Linked DNA regions of Mus musculus: region 2 is linked to region 1. A link is a contact called in ENCODE POLR2A ChIA-PET data. All regions are on one chromosome and are shown on one strand. Each heading gives the region's core, a stretch centred on a gene start or an enhancer-like site at or near the end of the contact. The rest is flanking DNA. Distances are from core to core; before and after follow the strand shown.

Evidence for each region. ChIA-PET counts read pairs that join two places held with the same protein, here RNA polymerase II (POLR2A).
Region 2: POLR2A ChIA-PET joins it to region 1 with 16 read pairs in embryonic stem cell. The contact joins the promoter of Rpl36 here to the promoter of Uhrf1 in region 1. POLR2A ChIA-PET finds 5 or more read pairs at or near these places in 4 of 5 experiments (Patski and embryonic stem cell).

The regions. Positions count from the first base shown.
Region 1 is chr17:56,299,841-56,306,850 of GRCm38, forward strand. It overlaps Uhrf1 (ubiquitin-like, containing PHD and RING finger domains, 1), which reads left to right and starts at 3,497. Exons shown (of 17, transcript NM_010931.3): 1 at 3,497-3,721; 2 at 5,246-5,410. The coding sequence starts at 5,258. It overlaps Arrdc5 (arrestin domain containing 5), which reads right to left and starts at 446. Exons shown (of 3, transcript NM_029799.1): 1 at 151-446. The coding sequence starts at 403.
Region 2 is chr17:56,609,138-56,616,182 of GRCm38, forward strand. It overlaps Rpl36 (ribosomal protein L36), which reads left to right and starts at 4,258. Exons shown (of 4, transcript NM_018730.3): 1 at 4,258-4,311; 2 at 4,449-4,543; 3 at 4,770-4,904; 4 at 4,987-5,109. The coding sequence starts at 4,451. The coding sequence ends at 5,076. It overlaps Lonp1 (lon peptidase 1, mitochondrial), which reads right to left. Exons shown (of 18, transcript NM_028782.2): 12 at 6,993-7,045; 13 at 6,789-6,905; 14 at 6,367-6,507; 15 at 6,113-6,278; 16 at 5,737-5,954; 17 at 5,499-5,663; 18 at 5,160-5,426. The coding sequence ends at 5,247. Micos13 (mitochondrial contact site and cristae organizing system subunit 13) reads right to left here and starts at 634. Exons shown (of 4, transcript NM_153152.4): 1 at 503-634. The coding sequence starts at 531.

The sequences.
Region 1 (7,010 bases), core at 2,247-4,746:
GTCCCTGTCCAGATTGGTTCTCAACTCTTCACATCGGTTATTATTTAACATAACTTCCCTCTGCCTATCTCTAACTCGCATGATATTCCTAAGAGATTGTTGATTGACCAGTAGATGGATTTACTTTCCCACCCCAGGCCGAATGCTTACCTTTTATTGGGAATGTTTTTGTTTTATGTACGTAATCTGCCTTATTATTGCAAATAACATCTCTACTATAATCACGGGTCTCTCCAATTTCTTCGTTCCACTCAACGTAACCCCTACCGACAAGCTCCACCTTCACGACGGGGTCCACGAGGGTACTGTTGAGGGTGAGGACCACCTGCCCGTCTATGATAGAGCCGGCCAGGTAGACCGCATCTTGGGGCAGCACTACCTCGATGGACTTCACCACAGACATGGGAGATTGGGCGGGGGAGACTCATCCTCCCCATCCCCCGAGTATCATCCAGATTCCCCTGGGTTCTGCAGCTGTGGTGTCCTCTGTGACATCGCTCCACCCAATGTTCCGGAAAGGGGACAGGTGCTCTGCTAGCCTGGGCCTTGAGCTTCTTCTGTATTCAAGGATGACCTGAATCCCTGGTCCTTTTCCCTCATCTCCAGGACCACCCACACCCCAGTCCTGATTCTAGCATACTAGGACATATAGCAAACCAGAACCCTCCAATCTGTGTTGCAGTAAATCTCCTCCCAAATATGCCCCGGCAATGAAAACTTCACTCAATTCGTATGAATACAAGTTGTGCGCCTAGATTGGACAGATCTACTGCTACACTACCATCTCCCACAGTTTATGAGACCCCTTAGAACTTGGGGTTTCTCCAGGCCATGTGCTTCTGCTCCACTTTTCTTCTTCTTCCTCCTCCTCTGCGTCCTCTCCCTCTTCCATTTTCTCCTTCTCTCTCCTACCTTCTGCTCTACCTCCCCTTTTTATCTGCCCAATTATCAGCTCTCCTTTATTTTACAAATTAAGGTGGGAAGCAGGTTTATAGGAAATCACCTGAGTGTTGACTAGTTCCTCCTTCTCAGCCACTCACAGGAGAACAGAATTAATGTCGAATATAATTAGCCCCAAGGTTATCCACAACAAACCTGGGCCTGGAGCTTCAGGCTTGTCACCACAGCAACTTAGGAGGCCAATGCAGGAAGCTCAAAACAGTTCGAGGCTGGCCTGGGCAACTTTGTGTGACCCTTAAAGTAAAAGAACTAGTATGCCTTTAATTCCAACACTGTGAGGCAGTAGGACTGCTAAGTTTGGGGTCAGCTGGGGTATATAGCGAGTTTCAGGACACTAAAGCCTAAACCAGATGTCCTGATGCTCCATGGCAGATCCTGTTCATTGTGGTCTGGGTCTTGTTCAATTGTTTTCATAAACAGTGACATCACGTCACCTTGTTTATTGTGTGTGCGGCCACATGCACATGAAAGTTGGAGCTCATAGAAGTCAGTTTTCTTCCACTGTGTGTGTCATGCCCGGTGATTGAGCCAGGTTTTCAGTCTTGGTTGCAAGCACCTTTACCAGTGAAGCTTTTTTTTTTTTTTTTTTTTTTTTTTTCTTTTTTGAGACAGGGTTTCTCTGTGTAGTCCTGACTGTCCTGGAACTCATTCTGTAGACCAGGCTGGCCTCAAACTCAGAAATCTGCCTGCCTCTGCCTCCCAAGTGCTGGGATTAAAGGTGTGCGCCACCAATGCCAGGCTCACCCTGACTTTTTTTTTTTTTTTTTTTTTAAGATTTATTTATTTATTATATGTAAGTACACTATGTAGTTGTCTTCAGACACTCCAGAAGAGGGAGTCAGATCTCGTGATCGGATGGTTGTGAGCCACCATGTGGTTGCTGGGATTTGAACTCCTGACCTTCGGAAGAGCAGTCGGGTGCTCTTACCCACTGAGCCATCTCACCAGCCCCACTGACTTTTTTTTTTAATATTTATTTTATGTTTATATGAGTATACTGTTGCTGTCTTCAGATACACCAGAAGAGGGCATTAGACCCAATTACAGATGGTTGTGAGCCACCATGTGGTTGCTGGGAATTGAACTCATGACCTTTGGAAGAGGAGCCAGTGCTCTTAACTGCTGAGCCATCTCTCCAGCCCCTCGCCTTGACCTTTAATGTTAATTATCTTTGTTACATGCATTTTTTTGAGATGGTCTTTGTAGCCCATGCTAGGGATGGATTTCGACCCCTGATCCTCCTGGCTTTACTTTCCAAGTGCCTGAGTGCCAGGAGGGTGTCAGGAGGCTAATGACCATCTGGGAAATCTTTCCTTACCATTAGAAATCCCTGTTTTCCCAGCTCTTGGAGGTGAGAGGTGAGGGCCTGGAGACCTTTGGGGCTCACGGAAAGATACTTGAAACATCTTTGGAGGGACAACTTCTACCGAGCCCCACAAATGGTCTGGGGTTAGTGCAATACCTGTTAGCCCAGAACTAGCAAGATGGAGGCAAGAGGCTCTGGAGTTCTAAGTCATCTTCAGCTACAGAGCAAGTTGAAGGCTAGCCTGGGCTATGTGAGACTCTTTTAAAAAACAAACACAGTTAAACAAAAATTGGAAGTCTTTCTGCTAAGGACCTTTAAAACCAACGTCCTTCACTCGGCCTCTGATGCCTTACTTGTTCCAGTCCAGGTGCCTCCTCCTGCCTTCCCCTCTAAGCCTTCTTTATACCTCATGTGTCCTTGGCTTCCTCAGCCGGAAGTGCCTCTGTCCCAGCCCCCACGTGGCCACTGGTCACTTCTGACCTCATGACTTGTGGATGTACCTGGAATTGTCCTCTATGTTCATTATTTTCTTCTCCACTGTTTTCTAGGTCAGGATTTGCTTTCCCAGAGATGGCAAATGCTGGAGGGGAGGGTGTGCCTCACAAGCAGTTGGGCCCCCTAACTCTGGTTTCTCTATCCACTAGTTATTGCACAGATGCCCAGCGCGCGCCAAGTGTCCGCCAAGAATGGTTAGAACAGAGCAGGCCGCCGGGGTGGAGGGGGCAGGGAGGCCCTGCACGCCTGGACAGCTTGCTGACCGGCAGGGTGGGGGTGGGGAAACCAGGCAGGAAAAGAAGCCCTGCGGATGGGTAGCATGAGAGACCATCTGTAGTGTTCTGTTACTCAATGAGCTCAGACCTGACATGGGGTGCAGGGTATCTGGTGGGGAGGCACCCCTCAAGTTCCCCTAGGGGATATGAATATAGATTCAGGGTTGCTTAGATTAAGAGGTCAAAGTTTGTCCAGCTCAGAAGGAATAGACATGTAGTGTGGTCAGAAGTCTCGGGGTGGTGGTGGTGTCCCTTTCTCCTCTCCCAGGAATGCTATGAGGTTTACATGGTGGGGGAACTGGGCCTTCTTGGTAAAGTGAGCATAGCCGGCAGGGAAAGTCCATGGCCCGTTGGGCGGAGCCGGGGGTGGGGTAGATCCTTAGTCATGCGGACGCCCCACTTGCTTTCTCGCTTCCCGCCACAGCGCCAGCCAATCAGGAATCAAGAGCCCTCCCCACCCAATTGGGGTGGAAGTCTCCCGCAGCAGCCTGTGCACACTAATAAAAACGCCCTGAGTTTTCGCGGGAAAAAAAGTCCTAGCAGCTGGAAGGAACCCGCGCTCTAGTGCTCACTTGGGTCTTCAGCCACTCACGCGGCTCCCTTCTGGGTCACCCAGCCGCAGAGCCCTAGCCTAGAACCAGGCGTTCCAAGGGAGAGGAGAGTGCGGATCGCCGCCGTGAGAGAGGTGAGTGGAAGAGCGCGTTCTATGCACACAGTGGCACGCGGGGCACCACGCAAAACTGAAAGGAACCCTTCTCACACAAGGCTGCGGGGGCTTGCTTCAGGGGATCCGATGGGTGTCTTCTACGCTTAGCCCTCTTACTGGTCAGGCGCACTACGTTGACGGCCCGGGTCGTGGGGGGGAGCTTTGCAAAACTTTCCCGCGCGTGGGGTGAGATCTGCAGAGGGCCATTGCCCACGCGTGGGTTCCACACCTCTTGTAAGAGGAATCCGAGTTGTGTCCTCCACGCTGAGCCTCCCTCTCCGGCCCTGTGCACACGGTTAGACCCGAAAACTTGGCATAAGTTTCCCGCGCGTGGCTCGGGGCATTGCACAGCCACTGCGCATGCGTGCTTCTGCATCCGTTGAGGGGCAACTTGAGAGGAATCCTCCACGCTGCACCTGGTTTTTCACTCTCCTGGGTGCCGCTAAAGTTCGCGGGAAACGCGTGGGGTCCGGCGGGGAAGTGCACGCGGCTCCACGCCTAAGAGCGGACACTCCCCGAGATTCAATTGTCGCGCCCGAGTCGGGTTTCGCGCGCCCAGGCGTCTCCGAGGTCATCTAGGCCAATCGCATGCGAGGAGGGCGGGGCACGTAGCCCGGGAGGAGCCAATCAGCAGCGAGCTCTCCGGGAAGGGCGGAACTTAAACGGCGGGGCTCCAGGGGTCTGGCCTGGGCGGCGGCGGCGGATGTGGGCGTGGGCTCTGTGCCTCCCGGGTCTTTAAAGCGCCTTTCCGGGAGGCCAGGGTCTGTGTCCCGAGGGGAAGTTAGGGCAGCCAGCTGTGGGTGGGGTTCAGGTGAGTTTGTGGCCACAAGCGCGCGCTAACGGGTGGCCCGGCCCGGACTGCCGGTTGCCATGGCCACGGCGGGGGGGTGTCTTGCTCTAAGTACGCGCGCGGGAGGCACGGGTCTGGAACTTTGGGGGAGTCCTGAGTGGTGTGTGTGTGTGTGTGTGTGTGTGTGCGTGCGCGGGGGCCCCTGCCTTCTGTGACCGAGTTCTCCCTCCTGGGACTTGAGAGGTTCCAGTCCGCTTCGGAGTTGGCGAGTTCCAGTTACTGGGACTTAAGACTACGTGGAATGAATGAATGAATGAATGAATGAATGAATGAATGAGTAGCTGCTGGCACTTTTCAGCCCGACCAGGGTCTTTATCCCGCCATGGACATTTTTTCCCTCTTCCCTCATTGGAAGCGTGGTGGATGGATGTTCTTGGATCACCCAGAGTGTTTTGGCAATTCACATTCAAGTGTCCCCACTCGCCGGTTATTAAAACTTTTAAGTGCCTAATTTATGCCACCTGGTCCTCCCAGGGTGGGGTCTTGCCCTATGTAGGAGGCCAGGACTACAGGAGATTGATCGTGGGAGTTGCTTCCTTTGCTCAATCCGATGTAACGGGGCGAGGGTACTCTACTTCCCCTCCTCCTTCCTGGCAGGCCCCACTGACTGGAGGGGGGGGTCTCCCTCTGTCTCCCTCTCTCTCTCTCTCCAGTACATCGGCATCATGTGGATCCAGGTTCGAACTATGGATGGGAAGGAGACCCACACCGTGAACTCTCTGTCCAGGTTGACCAAGGTGCAGGAGCTGAGGAAAAAGATTGAGGAAGTGTTTCACGTGGAACCCCAACTACAGAGACTCTTTTATAGGGGCAAACAGGTAAGGGGGCCACTGGCGCCTTTCCATTCATCCACCCTCTGAGCTTTGTTCCAAGCACCCTGCTTCTCAAAGCCACCAAGCAATAGGCCCGCGCCCCCCCTCAAGTCGCCAGTCAGTTCCCGCCCCCCTCCTGGAAGGAGATGCCTCAGCTGCTGGGGAGGAGGAGGGGGCGAACAAAGGCAGGCCTCCTCAGCAGCTGGCCAGCTGGCCTCGTGCTTTGAAGCCTGGTACTCTTTATTATCTTTTAAACTCTCTCCTAAACGTTATCTTTCTTGAGATAGTTTGAAGTGGCCATAGAGGGCCCCAAGGTAGTTTCTGCTTGGAATGTGTTTAACAGTCTTCACGTGTCGGCAGTAAGAGGGGACCAGGTTTTACTTTTGAGATCCACCCTGATTGCCTGCAGCTTGTTTCCATAAGACAGCAACACACACACCCCTCCCCCGAGGATCCATTTGATTAGTCTAGGCTTGTGGGGAAAATGGGGCCAGTGGCCCTTCTTGGTGCCTAAACCCGTGTTACACCTCTCCAGTCATCTTTGCAGCCCAGTTGCCCGCACTTGGGGCATCTTATCCTTGTCCTCTAGCTGGGCTATCTTTTATTGGTGTCTAGAGGTACTGAGAGTTGCCTGTGCTAGCATTGGGGTCTCGGGTGGGGCAAGCGCCTGTGAGGCCCATTTGGCGCTGAGTGCACTGCTGCCAGCAGAGAAGGGGCCAAAGTCGATTTGCCAGGTTTTTGTGGCCTGTACTCACCTTTATGGTTGGGCAGGGCACTGCTGCCCTCTGGTGTCCAGGTCCAAGGGTTTGGTTTTGGACCCCCTCCCTGGCCCCAGGAGGGGCTGGCTGTGACTGCCCGCTCTCCTGGATGGGAGTGGGGGTATTGTTTAGCTGGGTGGTGTGTTGACGCCGTGTTCAATTGCCCGCTGTGGAGACTCATTTCCTTTCATACCCAGTGTGTTTCCTGGGAACTGTGTGTAGTGGGTCAAGTTCACAGAACATGGAAGAGGTATAAGTGACCATACCCACTGCAGAGACTCAGTCTTTAACTCCTGGTTTTTAACTGGCTGCCTATGTCTTCTATCAGGTCACTGGACTCACTTTCTTCTGGGACCATCAAAGGTGGGAATGCTTGTCCAGGTTCTCCCTAAACAGTGGTGGTGTTTTATTGAGAGACAGGGTTTCAGGTAGCCTAGGCTGGCCTTGAACTTAGATCTGCCTGCCTCTCTGCCTAAAGGAATGAGCAGTGTGCCCAGCCTCACTGTTAACAGTTTAACCTGTAGCAAACCTGCAGCACATGTTACTACCTGGTCCCTTTCCCTACCTCTCTCCATACTGTAGCACTGTTGGCTTTGTCAAGGGTTGGGGCCTGGCTTCTGGTCTCTTCCCCAGCTGCTGGGGCTACTAGGACACAGCAGGTCGGTCATGGGGAGGGAGCAAGGGGCTGGAAGGTAGGGGACAAGCAGAGAGCTAGGGGAAGCCTGCTTCTGTGGTGGTTGATAGGAACAGAAACCCATGCAAGTAGTCCATTCTTCAGAAAGTTTTAGATGGTTCATGACTCGTTGGCTTTCTCCTTTGCTCTTGTGGCCCAGATGCCTCCATCCACT
Region 2 (7,045 bases), core at 3,008-5,507, 310 kb after region 1:
TGGCTGTCCTGGAACTCACTCTGTAGACCTGGCTGGCCTCGAACTCAGAAATCCGACTGCCTCTGCCTCCTAAGTGCTGGGATTAAAGGCGTGTGCCACCACTCCCGGCCAGTTGATCATTTCATTTGCCTTTGTGACACGACTTTTAGCAGTAAACGGAGTCTTAAAGAGAGACAGGGTGGGTCATTCGAAACCCTGCAAAGGATAATGGACACTCAAGATCCCTGGTACAAAACCTTCCAGGGTGTCTGGCGGAGCTTCCCCGCAAGTTACTCAAGTCAGCTACGGAGGGAGATGGGCAGGATTGCCTACGCATCTGAATTGCACCTAAGAGTAAATTGAAGCAGTAGGGTGATAAGGGCTGGCTGAAGCCAGTTTCCCTACACAGACCGTGAGAAAGGTCCGTAACAACCGGAAGTGAGCCGTCGCAGGACCCTAAGCCACGAGGCAGAGATGCCTACAGCCCCGAACTTTCTCAGGGCCTCCACGATTGTCCACGCACCTCATTAGCGACCACACTCGAGCCACCATGGTTAGTCTCTCGCTTCACTCGCCGCGCAAGGACAAGTAATTCGCCCGCCGCTTCCGGTTGGTGTCGCTGCTGAGACTCCTGGGAAATGTAGTGGTCGCTGTCAGCCGCAATGGAGTTAGACTCTTGTAGGTCGAGGTCCGTGGCTGCCGCAATTCTTTCTGGGAAATGTATTAGTTAGGCGGAAGACCAAAGAAGGGCTAGGCCGCGAAGGCTCCTGGGAAATGTAGTCTGGAGGCACGACAGAGACGAGCCCTCGGAAGACACTGGTCGGATTCCCCGCGCCCGCGCGGAGAATTGAGTGTCCCCCAGGTGAAGCAAGCCTAAGTGATGGTTACCACGGCAACGCGAGGGCTGGATTGTTCCAGAGAAGCAGGCCTTTGGTTCACGTGAGCGGTTAGGGGTGTGGCTCTAACCTAGGAAGCTTGGAGAGGCTACAGATGGCCTGTGAGATGGACGCTTGCCAAGGTTGTTGACTTGCCAAGGCCAAGGCGCTGGAGGATCCCTGCCGGGTAGAAGTCTTGGGGTCATGTGAGAACGGGTTGGCGGTGGGTGGTCCGGAGTACAAGGAGCCACACTGGGGTGCGAAGTGCCGCAGGAGGGGTTAGCGGCCAAGTGGACATCATGTAGATCCCTGTTCGGTTGCAAGGTGAGCTTGAGCAGATGTGCACCATGGATGCATGGATGCCTTGTAATTGTCTATGGAGACCTATTGTCCTAATTACTTCTCAGTTGTCCTGACAAAGCACCATGGCCAAGGCAACTCAATAGAAGGAAAAGTTTTCTGCTTCCAGTTTCAGAGGACCATGACCATCGTAACGCGGAGCATGACAGCAGGCAAACCGGGATGGCGCTGGAGCAGCAGCTGAGAGCTTACATTGTGGCTCATAAGCTGAAAGAGACTACAGGGTATTGTGTGGGCTTTTGAAACCTTAAAGTCCACACCACTGTCACCCCTGCCCCAAGAAAACTTATCTCCTAATCCTTGCCAAACAGTTCTACCAAATGGGGACCAAGCATTCAAATACATGAAACTGTAGGGGTCATTCCGATTCAACCATACACAAGACCCCCCCCACACACAACTTTATTTCTTTATTACTTATTTTTGTGTTGGGTTTGGTTTGGTTTGCCTTTGGTTGGTTATTGTTTGCTTGCTTGTTTTGAGGCAAGGTTTGTCTAACAGTCCTGGCTGTCCTGGAACTCACTTTGTGGCCCAGGCTGGCCTCGAACTCACAGCTCTGCCTGCATCTGCCTCTTAAGTGTTGGTATTAAAGTGTGTTCCACCATCACCCAGCTTTGTGGGTTTTTTTCTTTTTTAGACGGGGTCTTATTCTTTGTACGTGATTGGTCTGGAACTCATATGGACCAAAGCTGAATTCTCCTGCCTGGGCCTCCTCATTCCTGCTTTTACAGACATGTCCAGTGTCTATGGTGACATTTTCTCCTTTTCACCCAGAACTAAAATAAACCAACCCTCATGACTAAGAATGGGTGAGAGGAGCCTAGAACATGGCAAGGTAGCATGTGGCATTGCCAGTAGCGCTTAGACAGTGTATCTTTGGACCTAAGATTTGAAAGAAGTAAGTTTTAGGGAAGAGCGTCCAAGCAAGAACTCAGCCAGTGCACAGGCCCAGGACCTGGGACAAAGCTGAGCAGACTGGGCAGTTTGGACTGGCTCCTGGAGGACCCTTTAAGGGGCCCAGGGCTTTGTTTTCCCCCCACTCCCAGAATGACCAGAGTGAGTGGTCTGAGGAAGAAGGAAGGATGTTGGCAGCAGGACATCTTCATTATGTCCCACTAAGGCTCACACACGGAAGGCGAGCCTCCCTGTGTGTGGGTGCAGGGCTGGGATGGGGGTAGGAAGTGAGTGTGAGTGGGAGGGAAGAATGGGAGAACTTGAGAGCACTTTCTTCATCCAACTTCCTTATAACTTGTTCCAGACCTGAGGCTGTTTCTTCCCTGGCTAAATGTCAACAGGAATATACCTTTCAGTGTGTGCTTGTTAACAGAAACTGCAGTGATAGAGATACAGCAAAATACTCTGTGTACCTGCAAATATAGGGGGACATTGGAGGATGGCGCCCTGGGCATCAAGAAATACCTACTCCCCATGGGCCAGAGGCTTGCCTCTTGGATACTAGGCCCCGCCCTTGCCCTTCTTGGTCTCTGCCCTCAGCTCCCACTCAAGTTTAGCCTCCCTCCTGCATTCAAGTCCAGCCCCTGCTGTGTTCTACCACCCCACCCCACCCCCACCTTGGTTTGGACAGCAGGTCCTGCTCATTTCCCCTCCCTCTTGCGTAAAAGACCCCGCCCCTGCCCAGATTGGCTCCGCCCCCTCTCCTCCATTCCCTCTTTCTGTCTTAAGCTCCGCCCCTGCCCAGCTTTGCCTCGCCCCGGCTCCTGCTCAAGTTTCCTCTCCCTCCTGTGTTCTAGGACCTATTCCTACCTTCTTTGGACTCTTCTCAGGCCTGATCATCAGCACAGCCACCCTAGGGTACCAGAGTGGACCCTCTTGGCACGCAGGCTGAGGATCCCCACGAGGGCCTTAGCTCCATCCCAGGGTGATGCTACCCACAGGCCCCGCCTATCTGGGTTGGCCCCTCCCACTCTTATCCAAGTACTTGTGCTGCTGACGAGTTTTGCCCTCTGCTCCCTCCAGAGTACTGCATCCTGGTACATCCATGCCCTGCTTCGTAATGAGAGTTGGATTCTCTTATGTTCTCTACTGTTGGAATTCCTCAGGCTGACAGAGCGTGGAGTGTGGGAAGCTGAGGCAGGAGAGGAGGAGGCTCAAGTACAGCTCAGCTGCTGGAGCACTTGGGTGTTACACGCCTGTCATTATCAGGACAGCCTGGGCTGCACGAGACCATAGCTCACAGAAAAAAAGTGAGGAAGGAGAGGAGTGAGGGGGCACAGCCTGTGATTCTAGATAATTTGCAGCCCTCTCTACCCCAAGGCCTCCAGGGGACGCGAAACTCCTTCAACGAAACAGTTCATAAGGATCAGTCTATTGATCCGGACAGATTTGTTGTGACTGTTGTGACAGATCTATTGATCTGTTGGATCCGGAACCCTCCATGACGAAGGCAAACGGAGTTCTGTAAACTGACTTCTGACCTCTGCAAGTTTGTAGTGGCACATGCTCTCTCTCTTTCGAGACAGGGTTTCTCTGTGTAGCCCTGGCTGTCCTGGAACTCACTCTGTAGACCAGGCTGGCCTCGAACTCAGAAATTCGCCTGCCTCTGCCTCCCAAGTGCTGGATTAAAGGTGTGCGCCACCACGCCCGACACAAACAAAAAATTTTAAAAGCACTCTTTAAAGTCATTTTTAAAAAGATTTGTTTATTTAATTAGTTATTATGTATACAGCGGTCTCCCTGCATGTGTACCATCAGGCAAAATGAGGGCACCAGATCTCATTATAGATGGTTATTAGCCACCATGTGGTTAACTGAGAATTGAAATCAGGACCTCTGGAAGAGCAGACAGGGCTCTTAACCTCTGAGACATCTCTACAGAGCCCATTCCCCTCAAAAGCACTTTTATTGTCAGAGATTAAATTACTTCAACAGCTAACAACAGTGTGAGGCAGCATTCCAACTCCTAACCTAAGGGATGATTCCCAAGCCGAGGTCTCACGGGTGCCGTAGAACCTCCGGCCACCAGAGGTCGCCCGCAGCGCGCCTGTCTCTCTAGCCGGAAAGGCCTGCAAGTGGCATATATCCCAGGATTCTGCGCGGTGCCGTTCTTCCTGTCCCGGCCGCCATCGGAGAGCATCAGGTAAGTGGGCCTCGTCGGGGCTCATCTGCCCCCATCGGGCATCCCGGCCCCATGGGGAGTCCCTGCGGGCCGGCATGCGGGCGGGCGCGGGCCGAGGTACCGTGTCTCAGCCGCTGTCTTGTCCCCGCTGCCCACAGCCATGGCTCTGCGCTACCCCATGGCCGTGGGCCTCAACAAGGGCCACAAGGTGACGAAAAACGTCAGTAAGCCGAGACACAGCCGGCGACGCGGGGTGAGTGCTGGGGACGCGACCGCCTCGTCAGAGATGGGGACGGGGGTGAAGAAGTGAATATCGACACCTGCGTAGATTCTGTGTCGTTGGAATGGGAAGGTCTGAGTGGTTCGTGGGCCCGGTCGTTGATTGGGCGTCTGAGACTGGGAGTCGGTCGGTGGGCTGTTGCGTTCGGCCCCCTGTAAGGCCCATTTTGGGGTTCGTGACCTCGGGGCTGTGCTCGCAGCGCCTCACCAAACACACCAAGTTCGTGCGGGACATGATCCGGGAGGTGTGCGGCTTCGCACCCTACGAGCGGCGAGCCATGGAGTTGCTCAAAGTGTCCAAGGACAAGCGCGCACTCAAGTTCATCAAGAAGAGGGTAGGCAGCGTGCTGCACCGAGCACGGGTGGGGGTGTGGCTGGCTGCAGTGGCCCTGGGTGACATGCGACTACTCCTCGCAGGTGGGCACGCACATCCGCGCCAAGAGAAAGCGGGAGGAGCTGAGCAACGTGCTGGCAGCCATGAGGAAGGCGGCGGCCAAGAAGGATTGATGAACCCTCCCCCAATAAAAGATGGTTCCTACAGTTTTGTGTATGTGTGAGCTCACGGCGACACTGAGACTCAGGCTTAGGGCTTTTGGAAAGGTTTTCTTTATTCATGATTCTACAGCTGTGCTCGTGGCTCCGCCACACCATGATTTATTTAGTCCCAGGCCCCTGTGTCATCTCTCCACGGCCAGTGCCTCCCTGTGCTCTCGCCGGGGGAAGGCAATGGGGAATATGTCCCGATAGTGTTCCACGAAGTGAACTTCAAGGCCCTCTGTGATAAAAGGAGCTAAATCCGAGTAGTCCTTTCTGTTCTCAGCAGGCAGAATGATGCAGGTCACACCTGCACGCTTAGCCTGTGGAAAGATGTGTCAGCTGGGTGCTCTTCCACCCTGAGGTGGTCAGGGGTACAGGCGGCAGACACTCACCGCAATGGTCTTCTCCTTGATGCCACCCACAGGCAACACCTTGCCAGTGAGGGAGACCTCCCCAGTCATAGCCAGGTTCTGCAACACTGGCTGGCCCAGAGCCAGGGACAGCAGTGCAGTGACAATAGTACAGCCTGCGCTGGGACCATCCTTGGGGGTAGCACCCTGTGGGGAGAGGCAGTGGTGAGTTGCTGCGCTGATGGGTGCTATGGGGGGGGGGGGTGAATGATGGGCCTACCTCAGGCACATGCAGGTGGATGTGTGAGGTGACTAGGAAGTCATTTTCAGGGTCCTGCTCCATCAGGAAGGCACGAGCATAGGTGTAGGCTATGCGGGCACTCTCTTTCATCACATCTCCCAGCTGACCTGTCACCTCTAGGCTGCCATCCTTGTCCTCCTTGCTGCCACTAGGCTGGGGCCGCCTCAAAGATGTCTCCACAAACAATGTAGAGCCCCCTGGAAGGTGGAAAAGGCTAAATTTGTTCCTTACACTCCAATTCTGCACTTGAAGACTCCATAGCACTGGTAGCCTGCATTATCTATCCAGGCCCCGTCTTTATTTACATTTGTAGCAGCCAGCTGGCCAGGCAGAAAGATGTGGGTGCTATGCTCACCCATGGCAGTCCAGGCCAAACCCATGACCACGCCAGGAGGTGTGACTTCGTACATGCGCTCCACTGTGAACACAGGCTTCCCAACAAAGTCTTGTAGGTTCTCAGGTGTCACCTGTACTGTCTGGGCCTCCCCACTTACGATCTTGTATGCAGCCTTGCGCAGCACCTGAAGTGGGTGGGTGGGTGGGTGTAGGTGGGCATTTGCTAGGCAGAGGCATGCCCTGTGTAGTGGGTGGGCCCGTGGGCGGGCTTACCTTCTCCACCTGCTTCTGTAGGTTGCGCACACCACTCTCCCTGCAGTATTGCTTGATGAGCAGTGTGAGCACTGCTGCTGACAGCTGGGCCTTGCTCTCATCTAGGCCACACAGGGTGCGGGCCTGTGGCACCAGGTACCGCTGTGGGGAGCAGCTGTCAGCAATGCCTGTTGTCCTCACCCACCATGTTGTTCCTGGTGCCCTAGGGTCCTAATCTCCTCACCCACTGCACCAACCCAGCCCTCCCTTCTCAGAAGCACAGAGTAGAGAATCACAGCCCTGTCCTGAAGACGATAGGCCCCAAAGTGTCACCCTAGGCTGTGCTCACCTGAGATCTTTGCCCATCACCTGCCAGGCACTCAAGACTATTGTGAGAGCCAAGTCTGATCTGGTGCCCCTCCACCCCACAGAACCCCACATACCTCTGCGATGGCCAGCTTCTCCTGTGCTACATAGCCAGACACATTGATCATCTCCATGCGGTCCCTCAGTGGTTCTGGGATGGTGTCAATGACATTGGCCGTGCAGATGAATAGCACCTGGGTGACAAGGGGGGCACAGGATGCTGGAAGCTGGGTGTCCCCTCTCCCATAGCACTAGCACCTAGCCACATGAGTCACACTCACCTTGGACAGATCCACTGGCACATCCAGGTAGTGGTCCAGGAAGTTGGCATTCT